2 separate regions of the Homo sapiens genome follow, and region 2 is linked to region 1. Evidence: chromatin loops called from intact Hi-C (ENCODE). Cell type or tissue: PC-9. All regions are shown on one strand. Links, peaks and the distances in the headings refer to the core of each region. The heading gives the core; the rest is flanking DNA.

Evidence for each region. A loop is a pair of places that touch in the nucleus more often than their neighbours do. Peaks named below come from ENCODE experiments on the same cell type or tissue, not always from the same donor. Only the 100,000 strongest peaks of a DNase experiment are listed, where the experiment ranks them.
Region 2: a loop joins it to region 1, with 2.6 times the contacts of the local background. A loop is called at or near these places in 3 of 110 quality-filtered maps.

What each region holds. Positions count from the first base shown.
Region 1 is chr5:669,691-674,071 of GRCh38, forward strand. The region is part of intron 2 of TPPP (tubulin polymerization promoting protein); the gene reads right to left. It also overlaps a transcript of CEP72 not described here. Among named protein-coding and RNA genes, the nearest start is that of TPPP, 21 kb to the right of the region's middle. RefSeq lists enhancers at 1,404-1,573, 1,936-2,105, 2,703-2,872, 3,716-4,285, 4,251-4,381 and 1 more. In PC-9, for the core only: CTCF peaks have their summits at 2,070 and 2,281; DNase peaks (open chromatin) are centred at 2,061, 2,711 and 3,271; H3K4me3 peaks cover 1,038 bases.
Region 2 is chr5:819,859-824,239 of GRCh38, forward strand. It overlaps ZDHHC11 (zDHHC palmitoyltransferase 11), which reads right to left. Exons shown (of 13, transcript NM_024786.3): 9 at 2,003-2,037. Among named protein-coding and RNA genes, the nearest start is that of ZDHHC11, 29 kb to the right of the region's middle. In PC-9, for the core only: CTCF peaks have their summits at 1,850 (motif pointing left) and 2,049; no DNase peak of the experiment used is centred there; H3K27me3 peaks cover 3,229 bases.

The DNA.
Region 1 (4,381 bases), core at 267-4,266:
AGGCGACATTCAGATCCGGACACCTGCTCTGCGCGCTCCCCGAGTGTCTCGGGGAAAGGGCGCCCGGGTCTCTGCCCCACACGGGCGGGGAGCTCTCCCCAGGAGACCCGGGTGCCCCCCGCCTGGGGCAGTCCTCAGGAGTTCTAGGACAGCGGTGCCTGCCTCTTCCCCAGAGACACTCAGTCTGGCTGCCCGGCTCTCCTGACATAGAGTGGGCCTGTCCTCCAGAGACCAGGGTGCTGGAGGAGCCTCCGAGTGTGGAGCTCGGCATCCTCATTGCCCATGCTCTCCCCAGCCCGGCGCCCTGCCCCAAAGCCGGCCCAGCAGGACGCAGCCGCTGCTCATACACGATGCCCTGCGGGGCCTGGACTTGCTTCCCAGGCTCTGAGTCCCCTGGCCTCTGGGCCTGGTTCAGTCTCTCAGGGACACTGGGACCCGGCCTGGGGCCTCCAGGAGCTGGGCTCAGGCCAGGACAGCCCTCCGAGGACTGAGGCCTGTTCCTCCGGGGCGGACGTCACAGGCCCCGCTGGGCTCGGGACTGTGCATCCAGCACCCTTGTGAATCAGGAATGCCCTCCCATGGTGCCCTCTCTGAGGGGCGGGGGCCGGCGGGCGAGGTGACAGCTACCAGCTCCCCTGGGCTCTCTGGGCCTGCAGCTGCTGTGGCTGGAGTGCCCTGTCCAGAGGCTGCCACAGGTGGGAAGCTGGGGGCTGTGGAGGGGAATCTCTGGGGAAACAGCCTCTCCCTGTACTTAGGCGAGTCTGAGAGAGAGGGGCTGCGGCTCCCCCAGGGCACCAACCTCTGGGATCTTCCATTAGCCCCTGAGACCTGAGGAGGCTGGGAAGGACTCCCTGGCTGCTGGGCCCCACGGGGGGAGGGGGAGCTTCTGGGGAGGTTCCTACCTGGTAGGGACGCGGCCTTAGGGGAGCCCTGTCTGGCATCGCCATCCTGCACGTCGCTCCGAGTTCTCACTGCTCCAGGAGGGTCCAGTGGTCCCGTTCCAGCAGGACCCAGCCTTGGGGTTCCCCATGCCTGTTGGCCGCCCCTGCCTCCCGCAAGCCCCAGCAAGATACAGAGGACCTAGAGCAACGTTTCCCGGGGCCGACAGAGGTCGGTGGCAAGCCCTCCAGGCCCTGCCTATTCTCCCCTCATAAGTGACTCCACCAGCAGCTGAGCACCTGGGGGCAGGTGAGGTGATGTCTGGCCACCTGAGAGGGCTTCTCCCCTCATCTCAGGAAACCGGAGCCCTTCCTGCACCCTACTTGGCTCAGAGGATGGATGGCAACGTCCACTGGGCCACGGCAGCTCAGGCCCCAGGGCGGGCTGAGGGCCAGGGCCCTCCCATTGCTGCACCAGCTCTAACCCCAGGCACACCCACCATGAAGCCCCCACACAGCCGGTCGGGGGGCTGCCTGAGCTCCGGAGGTCTGGCTACCGAAGGCTCCCCCCTGCCTGAGGGGCCGCCTGGGATCAGCGCACTGTCTCCCTCTGGGCGCACACCCTGCGCTTGCTGCTAATTAATTTTGCGTTGCTGCCGGCCTTTTCGTTTTCCTGGGGAGGGGCGGGGGTGGGGCGTGTGTAGTCACCGCCCTGTGGACATCACTAGGAAGAGGTGGCCCTTGGTGGGACGTGGACTTGGGGCCCAGAGGGACCCCGGGCAGATCTGAGGGGCCCGACCTTCTCTAGGGGGCCCCAGGGGCTCGGCTGCCTCCATCCACCCCAGTCTCGGCCTGGGCAGGGCTTTGGTCTGTGCACCTGAAGTCAGTTTCTGGCTGTTTGTTTGGAGATCACCTTCTCAAATGACCTGTGTTGCCTGGTCAGGCTCATGGGGCAAAGTGGACAGCCAAGGCCACGCCCACCACTGGCCAAGCGCAGGAGACGGGTGCCTGTCGCCGCACAGTGCTCTGGGGATTGCTGGTGCTGCCCGGCCTGCAGGGTACAGGAGCCACAGGCCTTGACTGTGAGGCCACAAGCTCCTGAACCCTCAGCCACAGACGTCCATGGCCAAGGGTCCCCCCGCAGGGGCTCCACTCTGCGGAAGCCACGTTCATCCTGCCCTGCCAGGCGTGGCCACTAGAGGCTCCCCAAAGACAGAACTGGCCCCAGGGCTCCAGAGCCGCCGAGTGCAAGCCCGGGACAGGGTGGCACCCACAGCAATGGAGGGACAGGGTTGGGTGTGGGGAGTGCAGCCCACCCTTCCCCCGGGCTGGGTACCACGGGGGAGGGGGAGGGGAGCAATGCAGCCCTGAGGCTCCTGGCCCCTTCCAGGGAAGCTGACACCTGCTTTTCTGGGATGGACAGACAGGAGGACGTCACACACAGTGCTCTGAGGACCTCACTTGCCCTGTGGCGGCTGCCCTCCAAACACACTGTGACCTGGATTCTCTCCAAACCTGGGTCCTGCTCCTGGGAGGTGGTTGGGTTGGCTTCCGTACTGGGAACAGTCCGAAGACTTTAGGACAAAGTGTCCTACCGGCCCTCCACACTTGGGGTGACCACAGACCCCAGTGCCGGCTGGCCGGGGGGGTGTACCAGGCTCAGCAGCCCTCCACGCTCGGGGCAACCGCAGACCCCAGGGAGCCTGGCCCTGCTGTTCTCAGTCTCCCACTGGCCCTGGCTTCCTTCTAACCAGCGTCCAGGTATCAGTCTAACCCCCAAGCCAAGCCACCACCCAGTATCCACCCAGGTGTCTATAGGAAACGTCAGTGCATTTACTTGGGAAAATACACCACACCCAGCACACAAGCGTGGGTCCTGGGGGAGGCCAGGGCTCCCAGCCAGCTGAGACCGCAGCCCAGCCCTCCTTCCTCTGCCTCATCGGCTGGGTGCCCCCACCTGAGCTAGATGGACCCATAGGGGGCCAGTGAGCAAGGCTGGCAGACCCTCGCCCAGAGGCTGGTGGTGTTTGGTGCAGTTGGGGAGGCAGCAGCTGAGCCTGACCCCAGGGGTCCTGAGGCACCCATGGCATGGGCCCCTCCCCAGGCTCGAGGAGGCGCTGGGAGATTCGCTGTCCATGGCTCTACCGGGCCCCACTCCCACCGCCCGTGGTCCGGTCCCGCCTGTGCACGCTATGCCTCCATTAATATTTTAAAGCTGCCACCGCACGCTCTTTGCAGGAGGGAGTCATTGTCTGGGTTAACAGTAGGCTTCAACAAAAACCTGGCGTAAGGCTGCAAGAAATTTGTTTAAGATTTAACACATAGTAACATCAAAACAAACAAGCGCTGCCATGGCAACGAGGACTAAACAAAGGCTCGCAGATACCCCGAGCTGGCGCCACGCCGGTGGAGCCATGGCAACCTGCCCTGAAAACAGAAATCGGTAGACTTTTTCTCCACAAGTCCTGTCAGAGTCAGCAGCTTTCTGCAGTACCGAAGGCCACTTCCTCACGGTCCCCAAGCTCCTGAGGGAGGCAGAGGCTCCCACAAGTGACAGTGGGCACCCCCTCCCCAAAATGCAAAACAAAAGCAACTCCCACAGGCCCGCCGCCACCACCCCTTGCTTTCCCCGGAAATCGAAGGAAAATCTCTAGTGTCCCCAACGCCTCGTGGTGGCCCTGCTCCTCTCTCTTCCTGAGACAAGGGTGTGAGTTTTTAGGCCCCTTGCTGCTGTACACCTGGGAGGTCAGGACCCCGTGCCAGGATCACAGGGACCCCCCGAGGGGAGTCCAAGCTGCAGGAGGGAAGGACAGTTTGAGGGTGGGAGAGAGGAGGAGGTGGGGGCAGCCCTGGGGGGCCAGGGTCACAGGGGTCCATGGCTGCAGGTGAATGGGGAGGGGGGGAGGTCAGAATCCCTTGGCCTCCCCTCAGGCCGGAGTCCCAGTCCTGGCCACCTGAGCTGCTGCCCGCAGGACAATCTCCCACACGGCGCCCACTCACGGTGCCCAGCCTGCCGACCAGGCTGCCCAGGACCGGGTCTCAGCCTCAACCCCTCGCTGGGCTTGGGCCACAGCTGTCTGCTCCCCCAGACCTTGACCCTCATGGTCAGCCAAGGCTGGCACACCCCAAGGCTGGTCCCCGGCCCCACACTGGGGAGGTGAATGTGCTGGAGCAGGGGGCCAAGCTTTAGCCCCCCAAGCGCCTGAGCAGCTCCAGCCCTGCCTCTGGGAACAGGCCCAGACCAGCTGGGGCTCCTCCGGCCTCCTGGGGTGCCAGCACCCCCACAAGCAGGCAGGGCTCCCATCATTCTCCAAATGAGCCACAGCCACCCAGCCCCACCCACCGCAGGGAGAGTTCTGCATGTGTGTGCAGGCGTGTGTGTGCACATGCGGCCATGTGCATGCACACATGCGCCATAGTTTGAAAGCAACTTTCTGCAGAAGGAATCACAGCCGGCACTGCACTTGGTGTGTCCGGGCCAGCGCCAAGGCTGTGCACATGGG
Region 2 (4,381 bases), core at 80-4,079, 150 kb after region 1:
TCCCTGAAGTCTGCGAGCCCCACCCTAGACCAGTGCCTTAGACAGGTAGTGTCCTCCGTTAGTGTAGCTGGTCTACACTGGGCTACAAGGTGACTGTAATTTTATAAAACAGCACATCATACATGTCACAGGGGTGTCAGGTGGGTCAGGTGACCTTCATTTTTACCTGGAAATCCTTGCCATTCCCTAATTTTCTACAACATATACATGTCGATTTGGCAATCATTACACAACTTTAGTTTTTCCTTTTGTTTTGGTTTTAGAGAGAAAGTTTGTAATTCCGGTTATAGTTACATTTCTATTAATCTTGCCCAAAATGCATCACAGAGAAAGCATTTTTGTATTTTACTTAAAAGACCATAGTTACATGATAGTTTGAAGTGATATTCAAGTGCTTCGGATCTACACAGTAGTTTTGCCAATTACCCTTCTAAGAAAAGCAATTTCATAGAAGACTTAATGGGTCGTTTGAAAGGGAATGAACTTTTCCCAGTAAGCCATACACCTTGACTGCTGAACTAAGCAAAAGTCTGCATGAATTCTCTGCAGTTGTGATCATTACCAACAGGGCCTTGTCCTGATCTAAGAAGCCCTTTGCCCTCTGGCTGTGGAGTAAGGGATGGTGACATTTCCAGGGACACAGGCCCTGTCTCTTCTGCCCAGGAAGCTGTGGGCTGAGCCCCTGCCGGTGTCTGTGAGGGGTGGGGCTGGTGCACACCTGGGGAAGGGGGGCTGCACTCCACTTTCTGGCCATGGTGGAGACTCTGACTTCCAGGACCTTTGCTGCCTCTCTGTGGGGGCTGTGATGTGGTCCCCTCCCAATGGAAAGTGTGTAACTAATGTAACTGGAACTTGAATTTCATGTGTCTAGGAACTGGACAAAGTCATCTGAAAGCTCATATGGAAAAATAAATGTGTAAGAATTGTCAAAAGTAAATGAAAAATGAAAAAATCTTTAGAGGCTTATTTGCCTGCAGGATATTAAAATATAGTAGCTAAATAAGGTTCTGTAATTTAAACAGATGATGCACCTCCAGGACACAGACCCATGAGACAGACACAGACCTGGGCCTGTGTTTAGGGAAACACAGTGAACCAGAAAAGGGGCCTTTCAATTTGATGGGGAAAGGTGCAATATTTAATACATGAGGTGAAAACCAACAGTTACTTCGTTGGGATAAAATAACCTTATCTCTTAACTCCCTGAATACAACAATAAATCCCAACTGGCCTGAAAAATCAAAATGTAAAGGAAGCAAATGGAAATATGAATAACGTCTTTACCCTCCTCCAGCCCCTTGGCTCTCTGCTGCTCCCCCCGGGGCAGGAGAAGAAGGAAGAGGGCCAGGGGTCCCCTGCCCACACTCTCCATGATGACAGAGATGGGAAGGTAGCCAGGCAGCAACAGTGTACGGCGACATTGGAGCGACCTCACGGCGACCTCAATTTCCACTGCGCCTCCTCCCAGAGCCTAAGAAGCTGCAGGCCTGTGGTGCCCAGCACTGAAACAAGGAGATGGCGGCTCAGCCAAGCCATTTAGGATGGAAACTGCAAAGATTCAATATTCAGGACTGCTTCTTTGCTGCTGAAGGGGTGTGAACTACCCTTCTCTTCTCCACTACACAACACAACTGTTTTGGGAAGCATCAAGTGAAAGCGTGCAGGGCTCACGGCAGACAGGAGACAGGGCTGATGTGCAGCTCCCACCAGGACAGAGAACAGCATGTGGACACTCATACTGTGGACTTTTGCTGCAGGAACCACCAAGGAGCGTACCAGGAAAAAAACAAATCACAGAGCCTTTAAAAGAAGCCGCAGGCTGCTGTGATTCCACAGGACAGGTGACAGTTTTGCTGCTCTCTCGAAAGTGCCACCTCCTGGCACTTCAGGATATTTGAAGACATTAAATGGATGACATATTTTCCTAAGTAATTCGAGATGAGACGAGTGTATAACTATGTTACTAATAGATAAAATAATCCCATTAAACTTACAAACTCACCCAAGTGCAGATGGACACGGGTCTTCATCCCCTTCCTGTGGGGAAGTGAAGCAAAATTCATAGAATGAATTGACATTGAACTTATTCTTAAAAAAAATTCAAGTCCATTTCTAGTCAGTTCTGACAGTCACTTCTGAGTAATGGTACATCAAGGTTGCCTGGATCATGGAATAGGATCTCAGTGGTGACACAGCACACTTCCTCCCAATCCTTGTATTATGGGCTGAACTATATCCTCCTCCAAATTCATAGGTTGACATCCTGACACCCAGTACCTCAGAATGTGACTATATGTGGAGACAGGGTCTTGAAAGAGGTAATGGATGTTAGATGAGGCTATTAGAGTGAGCCCTAATCCAGAGTGACTGGTGTCCTTTTATGAAGGGGAGATTATAACAAAGACACAGACAGAGGGAAGACTGTGAGAGGACACAGAGAACAGGTGGCCATCTACAAGGCAAGGAGAGAGGCCTTGGGAGAAACCAACCCTGCAGACACCGTGCTCTGGGACTTCCAGCCTGCAGATATGTGAGAAAATACATTTCTTGTTGCAACACCCCATCCATGGTTCCTGCTTGTGGAAGCTCTAGCAAAGAAAAACACCTGCTATGTGTGCACACACATGTTGTTCTCAGTGCTCTTGGGTAAGAACCTGGGAGTGGGAGTGCTGGCTCATATGATAAGTACATGCTCAGCATCTGAAGCTTTGCCAAACTGCTCGCCAATGTGGCATCATCTTTCATCCCCATGAGCAATGGATGAGACTTCCAGTTCTCCAAACTCTTCACCAACACTTGATATTGATCACCTTTTTTTATTTATATTTTTTAGAGGCAGGGTCTTGCTATGTTGCCCATAGTGGTCTCAAACTCCTGGCCTCAAGGGATCCTCCTGCCTTGTGGGCCACCCAAAGCTCTGGGATTTCAGGTGTGAAGCTTTGTGCCTGGATGGTATCCTTAATCTGCTTTCTTGCAGCTACTCTAATGGGGTGCAGCAGTATCTTATTGTGATTTTAGCTGGTGGTTCCCTGGTGGCAAATGATGTTGAGCACCATTTTGTGGGCTTTATTTCTCATGGATATTGTTGCCTTGGTGAAGAACGTGTTCAATCTTTCACCCATTTAAAAACTGAGCTGTTGTGTATTTTTGAGTTTTCATGGTTCTTTAAATATTCTGGATGAAAGCATATGACTTGTAAATATTTTATTTCAGCCTGTGGCTTATATTTTCATTCTTTTACTGGTGACAATGGAAGAAATAATTTTAAATGCTTAAAGTCAAATGTATCCGTTTTGTGAAATAGTGTTTTTGGTATCTATCAAAGAAGAGTTTGCCTAACACAAGACCCCGGAGATATTCTAGGATTTTTGTAGGAATGTTAAAGTTTCCCCCTCTTACTATGAGGTCTCTGATGGATTGTGCACTGCTTTCTAGGTGGGACTGAGCTGTGTGTGTGTGTTTGGCATGTGGTTATGCAGCTGCTGCACCACACTCATTACAAACCCTTCCATGTCTCCCCATTGCCTCACCTTGGCACCTTCCATTTAAGCCAAACATTAGAAATGTAAAGAAGGGCTTGTTTCTGGAGTTTCCAGTTTGTTCCATTCATCTACTCAGAGCATCTTCTTTGGACAACACTGTCTGCAGCTGTGGGCCCACTCCAAGGGGAGGCGATGGACTGTAGGTCTGTGGAGCTCAGCACAGGGCTGTGCCACGGACGCGGGTGTCAGTGAAGTCACGTGCATTTTCAGATGGAATTCTCCTCCCCGATGTGAACAATGAACGACGGTGTCACTTTCATAGGATTGTCCTGGAGCCCACGGAGACGCGGGCTTGGGATTCAACATGATGCTGAGCGGATCTTCTCTGCTTCAGACCAGGCCTCATGTGGCTTCACTATTCATCCACACATAGAAGCTGCAGAGACACTGAGGGGACTCACAAATGCACCTGTGCAGAAGGTGTCAACGTGGACAAACACAGGCAGAGAAACTCCCATGAGCCCGTGTGCCACATGCAGTGAGGGAACTTTGGTGGCTGAGTCTGGGCCAGGGTGGGCTGGGGGCTCAATCGATTTCCACCGAGTGTGTCTCCAAATCTTTGCTGGAAGTGCAGGCAAGGGGCAAGGCTTGGACACCAGCGTCGCTGTTCCTCCAGGCTGGGCTGATCCCTTTTTATTTCCAAGTCACAGGAGCCTGTTCCCTGAAATCCTGGGGAAGTGTGGTGAGGTGGCCCTGCCCCCACAGGGAAGGAGAACACACCTGTAACCTCCAGAAGCTGGCCCCATGACAAAACCTGCTCAAAAGGACCAGCCTGCGGCCTGGCGTGGTGGCTCACGCCTCTAATCCCTGTGCTATTAGAGGCTGAGGTCAAGGAATCA